Regions from separate parts of the Homo sapiens genome. Here region 1 is linked to region 2. Evidence: chromatin contacts called from ENCODE Hi-C or POLR2A ChIA-PET data. All regions are on one chromosome and are shown on one strand. The core of a region is the stretch at or near the end of the contact, and the rest is flanking DNA. Distances in the headings are between cores, read along the strand shown.

What was found. A loop is a pair of places that touch in the nucleus more often than their neighbours do. ChIA-PET counts read pairs that join two places held with the same protein, here RNA polymerase II (POLR2A). Pooled maps may share reads with other maps.
Region 1: a loop to region 2 is called in a pooled map, with 4 times the contacts of the local background. The contact joins the enhancer-like site here to the promoter of NONO in region 2. A Hi-C loop is called at or near these places in 2 of 37 single-sample maps with no recorded cell type and 11 of 50 pooled maps. POLR2A ChIA-PET finds 5 or more read pairs at or near these places in 2 of 52 experiments (OCI-LY7 and activated naive CD8-positive, alpha-beta T cell).

The regions. Positions count from the first base shown.
Region 1 is chrX:71,632,836-71,637,319 of GRCh38, reverse strand. No RefSeq gene overlaps it. Among named protein-coding and RNA genes, the nearest start is that of CXCR3, 17 kb to the right of the region's middle. Within about 2 kb of position 2,724, at least 3 of the 41 ENCODE cell types and tissues checked have a DNase peak (open chromatin) inside an H3K27ac peak, as active enhancers do.
Region 2 is chrX:71,280,007-71,285,011 of GRCh38, reverse strand. NONO (non-POU domain containing octamer binding) reads right to left here and starts at 1,377. Exons shown (of 12, transcript NM_007363.5): 1 at 1,291-1,377; 2 at 559-615.

The sequences.
Region 1 (4,484 bases), core at 1,475-3,974, 350 kb before region 2:
CCATGGGGAAGAGCACTGTCGAGTTTTGAACAGGGAAATGATATGATTAGATTTGTATCCTGAGCAATCTTTCCATATCAAGGCAAGACTGGGCACAGGGGAATCAGGTAAGAGGGGCTGTCACAGCGGGCCAGTAGAGAGATGCCAGCTTGAGCCTCGGGAGGAAGGGCAGAGAGGAGGGAACCTATTTAAGAACATACGCTTCTGAGCACTTGTGCTGGTAGGGTTGCTGAATCATCGCAGATGCACCTGTTGCCTAGATACTACCCAGCTGCTCTCCAAAAAGGCTGCACCAATTTACGTAGGAAATGTTCTTTAGAGCACCCCAGCTATTTTTCATTCTTTCTCAGTCTTCCCATAATGCTATTGCATATTAACTGCCCTGTGAAGGAGAATCATATTCTCTGATGTGGATAAAGAAAATCAAAAGCTTCATGTTAAACTTGTGATTCCCCGTGTACTATGCATGGCTCCCCCCTGCTTTCTCTTCTACTATGCCCAGGCTCCTCAGTACATTGAAAGGTGTATCTTTCTTTATTGTTAGTCATCCCAGACTATAAATCTAGGTATACAAGAAACATTGCCTCTCTTTATTGTTTTTCTATATCAATCTAATTTCAATTCTGCACTCCGTCTTGGCAGAGTCTGGGAAATTCACCCTGAGTCATCCTCACATTTCCTGCTTCCCTGATGTCAAGAAGAGGTCTTGGGACCTTTCACGGTATCAGACATCTAGGGGCAGAGGGGTAGAGGGTCTTGTTGTCTGTAAGTTTCTGCTAAGCCATTCATTCTACCCTGTTCATTGCTGCTTCTGTGGCTGAGGAAATCTGCCAGGCAGCTGGAAGGCCTGCAGTTTCCGGTGCATCTCCCTGCACACACCAAGGGACCACTCCTCTTTGGGGAATTACCAGCTCCTCAGAGTGTTACTAGGAAGCAGGGCCCGGGGACCCACAGCTCTCTCTCTCCTCCCTCTTCTCCTTCTACCCAGGCTGTATACCTCTCCTGAGGCAATAAAGCACATAGCTGGCTTCATTTTGATAAGGTGTGGGGAGAAAGAGGGAAACACAAGGAGGGAAGATACAGGCTTCAGCCTATGGCACCTAAAGGGATAAACTGATTGTCTACTAAAAATACAAAAAAATTAGCCGGATGTGGTGGCACGTGCCTGTAGTCCCAGTTACTTGGGAGGCTGAGGCAGGAGAATCGCTTGAAGCCAGGGAGGCAGAGGTTGCAGTGAGCCCAAATTGCACCACTGCACTCCAGCTTGGGTGACAGAGCGAGACTCTGTCTTGGAAAAAATAATAATAATAAAATAAAATAAAAAGCCAACATCCAATCTAATGTTAAAATACTTAGGCCGGGCACAGAGGCTCATGCATGTAGTCCCAGCACTTTGGGAGGCCAAGGTGGGAGGATCGAGACCAGCCTGGGCAACATAGTGAAACCCGGTCTCCACAAAAAGAAAAAACCAAGCTTAAAATACTTAAGTGGGGGGTGTAGCCCAACATCATGTTTTCACAGGAAATCTCCCAGGGGACATTGCCACTTTTCCTCCTAGGATAACGACCCTTTTCTTCCTAGGCCTCTGTGGTAGGCAGAATAATTCCCCAACTACCAAAGATATCTACATCCACATCCTAACCCAGAACCTGTGTGTGTGTGAGATTACATGTCGAAGGGGAATGAAGATTGCAGATAAAATTAAGGTTGCCAATCAGCACACTTGTGACAGGGATATTCTCTTGGATTATCCAGGTAGGCCCAGTGTAATCTCAGCATCCCTATAAGTAGAAGAGGGAGGCAGAATGAACGAACCAGACAGATGGCAGTGTGAGAAGGACTTGGCCTGACGTTACCAGGTTTTAAGATGGGGGAAGGGGCCATGGGCCAAGGCATCCAGAAGTTGGAAAACGCAAGGAAATAGACTCTTCCCTAGAGCCTCTAGAAGAAACACCAAGCCTGCCAACACTTTGATTTTAGTCCAGTGAGACGCATCTCAGGCTTTTTTTTTTTTTTTTTTTGAGTCAGATTTTCACTCTTGTCACCCAGGCTAGAGTGCAATGGCAGGATCTTGGCTCACTGCAACCTCCGCGTCCTGGGTTCAAGCAATTCTCCTGCCTCAGCCTCCCCAGTAACTGGGACTACAGGTGCATGCCACCACGCCTGGCTAATTTTTTATTTTTATTTTTAGTAGAGACTAAAAATATTATTTGTTTCACCATGTTGGCCAGGCTGGTCTCGAACTTCTGACCTCAGGTGATCCGCCCGCCTCAGCCTCCCAAAGTGCTGGGATTACAGGCTTGAGCCACTGCACCCAGCCCGCATCTCAGACTTCTGACTTCTAGAACTATAAGGTAATAAATTTGTATTGTTTGAAGCCACTAAATTTGTCATAATTTTTTATAGCAGCAGTAGGAAATAAATACAAGCTACAAAAGGAAATCATGGTTTTTAATTTCTTCTTATGATTTTCAGTGTAACTGTTTCCATTCTGGGGCTTGAAGGTAGCCCTGAGCATGGCTGGTATCCTGTTTTCTCCCACACCTTAGGGTGGTGGAGGATGGGGTTAGGACACATGGTCTGCCTCTGGCCCTGGCCTCGTGGGCTTGTAGAAATCCATGTCTCCCCTTTCCCTCTAAGCCATGTAAAAGCCAAGTCTTGACTAGAGATGAGTGTTGACAGCTGCTGGATCTACAAATAGGTCCTCCTTCCAGGCCTGTGGCGGGATTGCACGTCCCAGGGAATCTCTTTAGAGTTAGGTGTGGACATGTGGCTTGCCTTTGCCAATGAAGCTTTAAGACACAGTGTACAATTCATCTCGTTCTCATCCCACTGCTGCAGTGAGCATGAAAGAATGTGCCAAGATGGGGCCACTGTCAGCGCCTGGGTCCCTGGATGACTACAGTAAGCCAAGCCTTCGCTAACCTGTGTTGTACATTTAATGTGAATAAAAAATAAAGTTCTGTTTGATTAACGCTCTGAGGTTTGGTACTTTTTGTTTCACAGCATAGCCTAGTCTGGCTTGGCCTGACAAATCTGGGTCTTTTTTTTTTTAAGAACCAGGGTCTCAGTCTGTCACCCAGGCTAGAGTACAGCGGCACAATCATGGCTCGCTATAGTTTCGAACTCCTGGGCTCAAGTGATTCTCCTGCCTCAGCCTCCCAAGTAGCTGAGACTACAAGCACACACCACCACACCTGGCTAATTTAAATTTTTTTTTCTTATAAAGATGGGCTCCCACTGTGTTGCCCTGGCTGGTCTCAAATTCCTGGGCTCAAGTGATCCTCCCGTCTCAGCCTCCCGAGTACCTGGGACTACAGGCGTGTGCCACCACACCGGGCTCTGGGTCTTACCAGATTCTCTGTCTCCTAGTCAGCCTCTTCACTCATGTGGCCACGAGAGGCAGGGCCTGAGCTTTCCTCATTTCAGACACAAACATGTGCAACGCAGACTCTGGCCCCAGCCTCACAATAAAAAGTGAGAAAAAAAAATCTGCCTTGTTTCTCTCCCCAGGGAGCTGGGAGGCTGAGGGAGCTAGGCCCTGCACAGGACCCACTAGAGAAAGAAAGGAGCATTCCTTTATGGAAGTGCCAACCTCAAAAGGGTGGAAGTAAATCCTTCATGAGGCCTCATACCAGTTAGCTTGAACCTCACATGTACATTTAATACTTTGGCACCAAAAGCACTGGCCCATCCTAAAGGTCAACTTCTCTTGCAGAGAGCCAGAGGAGAGATACTGCAGTCCCTCGCCTCCAGCCTCAGCAGTCATGACAGGGTTATCCCAATCCCCCTGGGGCAGAAGGGAGTAGACACTGACCACTGGGCCTAAACCAGGGGCTTCCCTTTTAAAAAAACAAAAACAGAAACTAACAAACAACAACAATGAAAAACATCTCTTTCCTCCAGGCAACTCCTGGCAGCTCTTGCTAGTCCTCTACGTCTCCGCCGCCCCTGGTCCTGTAGTCTCCATGTAGGGGCCAAGGCTGTGGAACATCAGCGGCTCCAGGGACCCTTTTTCTCTTGTGCTTTTCACTGCCCCTCATGCTTGCTGAGACTTTCTCCCCAGCACAGCCAGTGCTCCTGGACCTTTCACATTCATTATTATCTCACCGAGAAGGTCAAGAGGGTTAATCATTGATGTCAACGTTATGAAACTTGTTACTACTCTTAAAGATGATATTAAACAGCTGTTTTGAAATTCTCATTGCCTCAGCACTATGGTCTAGTGGCTTTCCACTCTTGATGTGCATTACAATTACCTGGAGAGCTCTTGAAAACCACCCAGAGCCAGACACTCTCCCTGGCCTAATTAAACGAGAAGCACGGGGTCCTCATTGCTCTCTATCAGGCATAATTACCTCTCCATGTCTTTGTGCGCTGTGGGTCCTAGTCCCTGACACACAAAAAGAATCAGCAGCAGCACTTGGTCAATATCCAGCCTCATCTCTCCCATCTTGAGGAGGGTCTGACAAGTGTAGCATTCT
Region 2 (5,005 bases), core at 128-2,627:
AATTCACTGTCGCCTAAATACTGGGCCTCTGAAAAGAGAACACAGCACGAAGATCAGCAGCAAAGATTACTGTCTACTTGTGTCCCTGAGACTAATAATCCTGATGAAGAATTTTGAGAGAAAACACGTATTGCTGGTTGAGAAAGACTCTAACCACTGGGCATGCTACAGTTAAACAAATGTTTAGGTAGAGGACCAAACACTACATCACACATATCTGAAATCTAAATCTGGTATAAATTTACAAGACTGAGATGGCTGCCTGGATGGCCAGCCTGAAAGCTGTAAAATGAACTAAGGTCCTTCTCTAAGAGTTTCTTAGGACTTTTCATTTAATAACAAGGAAGGTGGACAAGGACACAGTATAAATATAACCAGGGCCCCCCCACTAGAGTTGCCAGATTTAGCAAATAAAATACACAACCCACAATTAAATTTGAAATTTAATTGAAAACTATGCAACATATACTTAAAAATAATTGGTTGTGTAGGTGAAATTCTAATTCAACTGGGTGCCCGGTGTTTTGTCTGGCAACCCTATCCCTTCCTTACACCTACCTCAACTTCGATTGCAGACAGCAAAGTGCCTCCCAGTTCCCTCTAACCTCGACTTCTCTGTTAAAAACACAAAGAAACGTGTCAGGTTATGGTAAGAGTTTCTCAAACTGGAAAATAAAATACTCGATGCGAAATCCATAAATTTAAGTTTCATTTTAAAAAGTGATGCTATATAAATGCGTCAAGGAGCTAGGCGGTTAGGACTTTAGAAAAAGGGCATACAGAAATCTGACTACGAAAGCGGCGGGCTCTGGATATGCAGAGGAACTTTCCAGCTAAGAGTTTTGACAAAGAAATATCGCTTGAGGGGCCCCACTTGCCCATTCTGAATTAATGGCCTCGCGGGGCCGAGAGGAGGAGCGCCCGACAAAGCGCCTCCTCCTCTAACCAACCACGACTTCAGCGATCTCTCATAATAGACCCCACACCGTCGGGCCCAGGGCGGCTCAGAGGCCGGCAACTTACTGACACGGGTAAGATTCGGAGATGAGTTGCACAAAGAAACAGGGCAGGAACGAAAATGGGGAAAGCCCGAAGCGAAGCGAGTTGAGAAAGGTGGCCCCCCGCGGGTGGGCTGAGAAGGCAGTGTGGCGGCAGAGACAAGGCCTCAAGGGGCCTCGGAAGCGCCATCCACCCTCCAAACCTAGCTTCGCCCTAGCCTCTTCCTTCGCTGATTGTTCCAAGAAATCCCACTACCCTCCCAAACAAGAACCAAGACGTCCCAAAACTCACCCTCTACCGACTGGTATCTCCTCGGAGTAACGGCGACGCTACACGGCCTCTCCCGTCCCGAGAAAAGAGCGCGCGACCGCCGGAAACGAGACGACGGAGCTCGGTGCCTGCCAAGGGGTACAAAATGGCGTTCTCGATTGGTTAGCTAAACTGCCAATCAAGGTTTAGCTCCCGAGGCGGAATCATTTTTCCGCCATTTCTTAGATTCTATTGGCTGCCGAATGCCAAAGGCTTGAGTTCGTGTGAACGACAGATGGGGACAAAGAGCGAGGCTTTGTACCTAATGCGCATGTGCAAGCGGCCTGGCGCGTGAGACGGGAAAGGAAAGGGGGAGGGGGAAAAGGAAAGGGAGAGGAGCTGGGGGTGGGGGTCGGAAGGAGAGACCTAAACGAACTGACTGAAAGACTGAAAGACCAAGTGGTGGGAGGGGGAAAGGAGAGGAGAAAAAGGGAGAGGAAAGTGGAAAGAGGGAGAGGAAGGGGAGAAAATGCGCGCGTAGGCGTGCTCGGAGCAGTCCTGCACTGCGCCTGTGCAAGAAGCAAGAGTAACAATGTCATTGTATTCAATGGAATAGATTTGGCCTTTTCCTACTGAAAAAAATGCCCCGCCATGTTTCTTTTTTCACACTTCCTTGTTAGGGCTTGCATCCTGACACCCCATACTTAATCATATTTCTAGATGCTTCTCCTGTTGCTGGGGCTACTCGGGAAACGCAACTGAAATAGTCAACTCTTTGGTCATGGTTACAGACGGGGTGGGGGAGGAGGGGGTGCATCATACCTTAGGCTCTGCGTGATTACACAGAATTGTAACCAGCACCCTCATTTCCATGGTAACCAGAAAACCTAGCAGTCCAAACATCACTATTGTTCCTATGATTTACTGAGAGATTCAACAGGTGTCATCATTGCCATGGATATATTGTAGGCCTCTAGATCAGACTGTATATTCCATAGGAGGCCTATCAGTAACTAACCTTCATTGTTTCAGTAATGCCTAACTCGCCCCGCCCCCGTGGTTAACCAAGGACTACAAGGATCAATTGATAAGTATGTGTTGTTAATTCCCATTAATTAATTCACACTCAGGGTTGCAGGGTATCCCAATGGGCACCACCTTATGTGGGGACACAATGATCTAGACTTGGGCTGTTCAATAGAACTGTGTGCAATGATGGAAAGGTCCTATGTCTGCTGTGTTCAATATGGCAGCTACTAACTATAAGTGGCCATTGAAATATGACTAATGCAACTGAGAACCTGAATTTTTAATTCCGGCTAGGTGCAGTGCTCATGCCTATAATCCCAGTACTTTGAGAGGCCGAGACGGGAGGATCGCTTAAGCCTAGGAGTTCGAGACCAGCCTGGGTAACATGGCGAAACTCCATCTCCGAAAAAAAGCAAAAATTAGCCTGTCGTGGTGGAGTGTCCCTGTAGTCCCACCTACTCAGGAGGTTAAGGTTAAGGTGGGAGGATAGCTTGAGCTCGGGAAGCAGAGGCTGCAATGAGTGGAGATCGCGCCACTGCACTCCAGCCTGCGTGACAGAGTGAGACCCCGTCTCAATTAAAAAGAAGAAGAAGAAAACTAATACTTACTCATAGAAAAAAAAAGAAAAATCAAACAATACCCAACAGTATAAAGAGAAAAGTCTTGGCCGGGTGTGGTGGCTCACGCCTGTAATCCTAGCACTTTGGGAGGCCGAGGCGGGAGGATCACGAGGTTAGGAGATCGAGACCATCCTAGCTAACATGGTGAAACCCCGTCTCTACTAAAAATACAAAAAAAAAATTAGCCGGCGTGGTGGCGGGTGCCTGTAGTCCCAGCTACTCGGGAGGCTGAGGCAGGAGAACGGTGTGAACCCAGGAGGCGGAGCTAGCAGTGAGCCAAGATTGCGCCACTGCACTCCAGCCTGGGCAATGAGTGAGACTCCGTCTCAAAAAAAAAGTCTCCCCCCCATTCATTCTCTAGAGATAGCAATTATGACCACTTTCTTGCGTTTCTATTTTCTATGTATGTACTGTTTATATTTATTTACTTAGAGACAGTCTTGCTCTGTCACCCAGGCTGGAGTGCAGTGGCACAAACACAGCTCACTGCAACCTCTGCCTTTCAGGTTCTAGCGATTCTCCCACCTCAGCTTCCTCAGTAGCTGGGACTACAGGAGTGCACAACTACGCCCACGGTGGGTTTGTATGTTTTGTAGAGACAGGGTTTCACCATATTGCCCAAACTGGTCTTAAACTCCTGGGTGTAAGGAATCCCGCCTCCACTTGGCAAAGTGCTGGGATTACAGGCATGAGCCAGGGCACCCAGTGGAGGACCACTTTTTTTTTGGCGGCGGGACGGAGTCTCGCTCTGTCGCCCAGACTGGAGTGCAGTGGTGTGATCTCGGCTCGCTGCAGCCTCTGCCTCCCAGGTTCAAGCGATTCTCCTGCCTCAGTTCCCGAGTAGCTGGGATTACAGGTGCCTGCCACCGTGCCTATGCCCAGCCAATTTTTTTTTTTTGAGACAGAGTCTTGCTCTGTCGCCCAGGCTGGAGTGCAGTGGCGCGATCTCAGCTCACTGCAAGCTCCGCCTCCCGGGTTCACGCCATTCTCCTGCCTCAGCCTCCCGAGTAGCTGGGTCTACAGGCACCTGCCACCACGCCCGGCTAACTTTTGTATTTTTAGTACAGACAGGGTTTCACCATGTTGGCCAGGCTGGTCGCAAGCTCCTACCTCAAGTGATCCGCCCACCTCGGCCTCCTAAAGTGCTAGGATTACAAGCGTGAGCCACTGTGCCTGGCCAGGACTACTTTTTAATATCAAACATTTTACAGATTGCCACATGATAGTTTTTAGTATCTGCTGAGTGAGAAAATCCATAATTACAAAAAACCACTATGGATTCAATAAAATTTTAATGAATTTATACGTTGTTAATCAAATAAGTGTAAAGATGTTCATGTAAACCAATAATTGCAATACCTTACACAAATAAAATAATAGTAGCATATTGGAGGTACAGTAGCAGTAAAGGGTAACATGGATCTGCTTGAGTAGATCAGGAATGGCTTCGCAGGAAAGAACACCCTTGAATTGGTTTATATATTTATTTATTTATTTTGACACAAGATCTGGCTGTCACCCAGGCTGGAGAGCAGTGGCATGAACACAATTCACTGCAGCCTTGACCTCCTGGGCTCAAGCAATCCTCCTACCTCAGCCTCCAAGTGGCTGGGACTACAGACACTCACGACCACACTCGGCTAATTTGTTTGTTTGTTTGTAGAAACGTGGTTTTGCCATGTTGCCCAGGCTGGTCTTAAACTCCTGAGCTCAAGCCATCCTCCTGCCTCAGCCTCCCAAAGTGCTGGGATTACAGGCATGAACCACCTTGCCTGATCTGAATTGGTTCTTGACCAAGAGGATGAAGTCAAAAAGGTCAATGTGCAAAGTGTCAGAGGCAGAATGATACATGTTTTGGGTAGTTTTTCATGGCTGAAGAGAAGTGGGGGTGCTGAGTGATAGGAAGTTAGGCTAGAGACATAGGCAAAGACCAAAAAATTAAGGCCCTGTGCTATGCTTAGAAGTTTGTACTTTAATCTGTCAGTGATGGGGAGCCATTGAAGGGTTTTAAAAAATAATTTATATTGCTTTTTCTGATTATAAAAGTAATATATGCTCTTTGAGGGAAAAATTGGAAAATGCACAGAAGAATAAAAATCATCATAATC